Linked DNA regions of Homo sapiens: region 1 is linked to region 2. Evidence: chromatin contacts called from ENCODE Hi-C or POLR2A ChIA-PET data. All regions are on one chromosome and are shown on one strand. Each heading gives the region's core, a stretch centred on a gene start or an enhancer-like site at or near the end of the contact. The rest is flanking DNA. Distances are from core to core; before and after follow the strand shown.

Region 1 (2,700 bases), core at 44-2,543, 950 kb before region 2:
CTCACACACCTGAGGTTTTGAAGGACATAGTTTTCACTTCAATCAACAACATGCCATAGTGGTCCTGGCCTTTGCTAGAAATTTTGGTCTGGAACCACCAGCTGTTCAGTTCCTGTTGAAAGTTCCAGACCACTTTAGCTTGATAGAGATTGCGAGGGTCTCCTTCTTCCAGGTCCTCCAAACCCTCTCTTTAAATCAAGTCAGGCCACCAGGACTGTTTACTTGGCCCCTCAGAGTTTCCACAGACACTCCCAGGACGTCTGCTGTGAGTCAGGGATGAGCTAAGCCATAGAAATTCCTTTGCCAACCACAAGCCCTGAGGGTAGTACAAAAAATACCCCTAAAAAGAGCATTTCCCAAACTTCTATGCAAACAGTAGTAACCACACTGCCAATCACCCTCCAGAGTGCTTTGCTAGATCCTTTCCTATGGGGCCATTTGACCCTTCCTCACTCCTCTGCTAGCCTAGGCAGTGCACTCCATGAGGACGGGGACTACCTTTTCATGTGGGTTTCACTATGTGCCTGGCACACAGCACGTTCTCAATAAATGTTTTCCGCATTAAGACGCTTCTTAGGAGTCTTCATGTAAGTTCATACACGACTTCCTTGTAGAATTGTGTCAATGAACATGCAATTAGGCTAGCTGAACTTCAGGCCCTGAGAGTCTATGAAGCTAAAATAAGGCCCAGATGTGGGGTGGGAGGGGGAGTAGGCAGAGGCGGCAAAGGAGGACATTTCAGGCAAAGGGAGCAGATGTCCAGGCAGGAAAGCACAAGGTAACGGGGGCACAGGGGGCGCACCACTTTTCCTGGAAGGAAAAAACAGCAGATGAGAGAAGGAGGTTGGAGCCAGTTACCAGTAGAGGTCTATGTTCAAAGTCCAGAAGGAAGAAACAGCAGGACGGGGACAAAGAGAGGAAGGAGGAAAGGAGGCACGGTGTATGAAACTCTGTAGCCAAGAGCGCTAACAAATGAAAGGCAGGATGGGTGGAGGAAATGTACTGTGTTCCAAAGCTTCCTCTTATTTATGGGTGCTCCCGGGCCACAGAGGAGTAAACTGAAGGACTTCCCAGCTCCCCACTGCCCAGAGAGCTAGCGGAGTCCCGCCTCGCCCCGTCACATGGCCAGAGGCGCCCTCGGCACGTGACCTACCTCGCGCTAGGCCAATCAGCCTCTGCAGGGGCGGGGCCACCGAGTCCGCGGGGCGGGAGTCTCCGTCGGAGCCGCCTCTTCTCGCGATCCTTGCGGCGGTCGCTCCTCAGCCGCCCACGACCCGGAGCGAAGGTCTCGCGAGGCCTGGGCGCTGCGGCGGCAGGAGGAGGACGGGGAAGGACGGAGCCGAGCCGCGGCTGCCTCCCTCGCTCACTCCCTCGCGCACTCGCCCGCCCCCTCCCTCCCTCCCCTCCCTTCCCCGGCCCCGGCTCTGGCCCCGGCCCATTCGCTGTTGGGTCTTCTGCTAGGGAGGATGTCGGGTTCGTCGCTGCCCAGCGCCCTGGCCCTCTCGCTGTTGCTGGTCTCTGGCTCCCTCCTCCCAGGGCCAGGCGCCGCTCAGAACGGTAAGCGGGGCGCCGGGGGCGGGCCGGGCGGGGGTTGAGGGGCGCCGGGGCCGGAGGGGGCCCGGCTCTGGCCTGAGGAGACGCTGGAGCTCGGGGAAGGGGGCCGAGTGGGCGTCTGAGGGGCTGCGGGTCCGAGAGGAGGTACCGGCTGCGGGTTTGAGGAGGCGCGGGTGTGAGGACCGGAGGCTCCTATCCGAGCGGCGGGGGCGTCCGGGGTGAGCCCGAGGTGTTGCCCACTCGGAGGCTCCACGTCGTGGGGCTCGTCGTGCCGGGTCGGCGAGGGGACACGGAGGAAGCCGACGTGGGGAGCTGGAGTAGCGGGGGCGGATGAGGAGGGGGCGCAGCTCTTAGGGAGGGTGGCACAAGACCGGCGTTTGTGTTCCGGGCGACGGGGATGGTGGTGTCCGTCAGGCCCCCCGGGAGCTGGGGTCGTCCAGGATTCTACTGAGGCCCCGTAGGACTGGTGACATCCTTAAAAATAAGGGGGAAATTGGGGGGAAGAGAGTCCTGAGGAACACTAATGGTGAGCTGAGTACTAGAGACCAAAGGAGGGGGTAAAGAATCAGGGAACCTTGGATCTAGGGATAGAGGGAAGGTGGGTGGGAAGATGAGGGAGTGGGTTGACTGCAGTAGGGGACCTGGAGAGAGAAGCAGCAGTGTCTCCAAATGAGCTGGGGGAAGAGGGCTGGGTTTGCTAAAGAGGGTGGAGTGCTGGGCATTCTAGGGTAGTGGTTGGGAGAGCAAAAAGGAGTTTCTAAATAAGGAGAGGAAAATGAGCAGAGGATGGAGGGAAAGGGTTGGAACTGAGGTGGGGGAATATTTATTAGAGAAGTAAGGAGGCCTGGGTATAGAGATGGGGGTGGGGGAAGACGAAAAATAAGGGAAGGGAGTAAAATGCAGGAAGTCGGGGGTGTAATGTTGGTTTGCAGTGTGGAGGATAAATTAGGGAAGGGAGGAGTTGGGATGTGGCAAATGCTGTATGATATTGGTCGGGCCTTTGGGAAAACAGGGACACATAGCTGCAACTAATTGCAGTGGTGGGATTGAGGGCAGTGACTGGCGACAGGGAGATGGGGAAGTGGATTTTTGAGATTTAAAAGTTTCAAGACAGAAGAGACGTTATTTCCGAGGAACATGAAAGTG
Region 2 (2,700 bases), core at 112-2,611:
CAATGGCATGATCTCGGCTCACTGCAACCTCCGCCTCCGGGGTTCAAGCGATTCTCCTGCCTCAGCCTTCCAGGTACCTGGGATTACAGGCGAGCGCCACGATGCCCCGCTAATTTTTGTATTTTTAGTAGAGACGGGGTTTCACCATGTTGGCCAGGATGGTCTCAAACTCATGACCTCAAGTGATCCACCCGTCTCGGCCTCCCAAAGTGCTGGGATTACAGGCGTGATGCACCGCGTCCGGCCTAGCTATTTTAAATTTCTTAGCTTAATAAAAATGTTTCGGCCGGGCGTGGTGGCAGGCGCCTGTATTCTCAGCTAATCCGGAGGCTGAGGCAGGAGAATTGCTGGAACCTGGGAGGCGGAGGTTGCAGTGAGCCGAGATCGCGCCATTGCACTCCAGCCCGGGCCGACAACAGCGACACTCCGTCTCAAAAAAAAAAGTTTCTGTCTTCAGAGTTTTCTAATTAGACTAGAATAATATGACTACTCTGCAAATGAGAGTAGAAAACAAACAAAAGGCCCTCTAACAATAACACTAACCTTGCTGCTTAGCCAAAACTAAGTTGTAAAACAGCCAAAGGCTGCTATTTGTACTGTTTTCCAGGGCGTTTTTCGAAAGACAATAAATTCCGAATACCTAAAATCATTCTAACAAATGGACAGAACAGGCTTTCAAACCCAACACTAAAGCAAGGTAAACAAAGCTTCACACTTGGCACTTTACCGAAATTAGATCCAATTATAGATATATGCCTCAAAAAATAGCGACTAGGTCATCCTGAATTCATCGGGTTCCTCTATATTAGCAGTTCTGTGGAGTGAACGCCCAACTCAGCCTTCAGATGAATTCCAAAACCGTACTTTCCTAAACTTAATCACCACAGAAAAAACACAGTCCCGCTCCACTGGCAGAAGGCAGTGACGCTGCAAGCTTCCAGGCATGTTAAATTCCCAATTCACGGGATTAACAGGAACTGTCTACACAAGTGCTAGTCATTACCTTCCAAACCCCCGAGACAGAAAAAGATGGCACTACGGTAAGAGCCATTACTGGTGAAAAGTCTCCCTTCTCCGTCCAGCGCACCCCAAGAGGGACTACAGTCCTAGAACAGGACCTGTGCTGCTAAGTATCCAGACTTGCCCCAGGCGACCAGTTCCCGGGACAGTAAAAAGGGGACCGTGTCGCCCCGCCCACCCTGAGACGCTCGGCACCCAGCTCCGCCTCTCTCCAGGAACCGCTGCATGGGACAAAAGCCACCCGCCAGCTTGCCTTGCCCTGCGGCCGGGCAACTAAAGAGAATCTCGGCGCTCACCGTCGCGACTCTCTCCTCAGCCATTTTAGCTCAGCCCACCGCTGCGCGGCCGGAAGTCGGCGGTTTCCCAGACGACGAGGCAAGCGGAAGTCGTAGGGCTGTGGAGGACTGTGAGGAAGCGGGGGAAGGAAGTAAATCGCCGAGTGACCTAAGGAATCAGGGGGAGGATTAGGGTCTGCTCCACAGAAGGCTTACCTCTGAAAGAGTCGGGGAGGGAATGCGCAGCCACTCGCTGCCTTTATCCCGAGAAGCCCCTAACACCCCTCGCCGTGGTCTGTACATGGTCTGTACCTCCGGCCGCGCTGGCTGGTAGGCCAGCCACCTGGGATGGCAGCCTAGTTCTCCCGCCACCTTACCCTGCCCTGACTCTAATCTGCATTTAATTCAGTCCTTCTTCCGGGAGATTTCGGCGGAGAATTTCTTTCTCGCCTTAGGTACAAAACTCCCCGTTTCTTGGCTGTCACTATCGAACTGAGGTACTCACCTTATCAGCTTCCCACTCTTGTTTACTCCAGAGTTTGCAAACATGCTCCTGGTGGGCTGCATTTGAACGGCAGTCTTTTGATTGGAAATATTTAAAAGTTAGGAGATTTCACAAGAAATCGGCCATGGGATAAAGAGACGACAGTCGGCGTTTTCTGCAAGGCAGTGAAATAGATCTGAATAGCGGCTGCGACTGTAGATAACTTCCCTTCCTAACATACTTAAGGCGTTCTCCATTACCTGTCTGGCCCCCGGTGCGGTGAATTAAATGTTTAGTGTTTCTAAACTAGGAAAACGTGTGGGCTTTGGAATCAAACATGAGTTCTGAATTTGACTACTGCATGACCTAAGCCCGTCGTTTCTTTGAGCCTCATTTATTAAAGTGCCGGGAGCTGTGTGATGAACAAAACGGAGGATCCCTGCACCTGAGCACTGACATTAGCCCCAATTCATACTTTTAAGTCTCGCCCTTGTAATTTAGACATAAAATCTGCCTCTCCCAATTCATTAACTGGGAAAGCATTTAAGACAAGTTTCTCCAGGCCTCTAAGAGAGGGAGAACCCCACTGACAATTAGAGTTACATAGAAGAAACAAGTACGGTAATCTATCCAAATACAAGGGGAAAGGACAGCAATAGAATAACAGCTCTTCTAAGTATTTCAGTAACACTCTCTCTTTTAATCTTTATAACAATCCCATGAGACTGTTGGTCTCCCACTTTTTTCAGATAAATACTCTGCCTTTCATTTATTAAAAATAAAATTTTCCAGCTTGGCCAGCATGGTGAAACCCCGTCTCTACTAAAAATACAAAAAATTAGTCGGGCATGGTGGTGCCCGCCTGTAATCGCAGCTACTCGGGAGGCTGAGTCAGGAGAATCACTTGAACCCAAGCGGCAG

What was found. Hi-C counts contacts between places; a loop is a spot of excess contacts on that map. ChIA-PET counts read pairs that join two places held with the same protein, here RNA polymerase II (POLR2A). Pooled maps may share reads with other maps.
Region 1: a map of B cell shows a loop between it and region 2 (16-fold over the local background). The contact joins the promoter of NPTN here to the promoter of BBS4 in region 2. A Hi-C loop is called at or near these places in 2 of 168 maps with a recorded cell type or tissue (B cell and CD8-positive, alpha-beta T cell), 3 of 37 single-sample maps with no recorded cell type and 12 of 50 pooled maps. POLR2A ChIA-PET finds 5 or more read pairs at or near these places in 1 of 52 experiments (H1).

What each region holds. Positions count from the first base shown.
Region 1 is chr15:73,631,982-73,634,681 of GRCh38, reverse strand. It overlaps NPTN (neuroplastin), which reads left to right and starts at 1,293. Exons shown (of 9, transcript NM_012428.4): 1 at 1,293-1,557. The coding sequence starts at 1,467. RefSeq lists silencers at 1,137-1,436, 1,517-1,776.
Region 2 is chr15:72,684,868-72,687,567 of GRCh38, reverse strand. It overlaps BBS4 (Bardet-Biedl syndrome 4), which reads right to left and starts at 1,361. Exons shown (of 16, transcript NM_033028.5): 1 at 1,317-1,361. The coding sequence starts at 1,340. It overlaps HIGD2B (HIG1 hypoxia inducible domain family member 2B), which reads left to right and starts at 1,386. Exons shown (of 3, transcript NM_001350932.3): 1 at 1,386-1,750.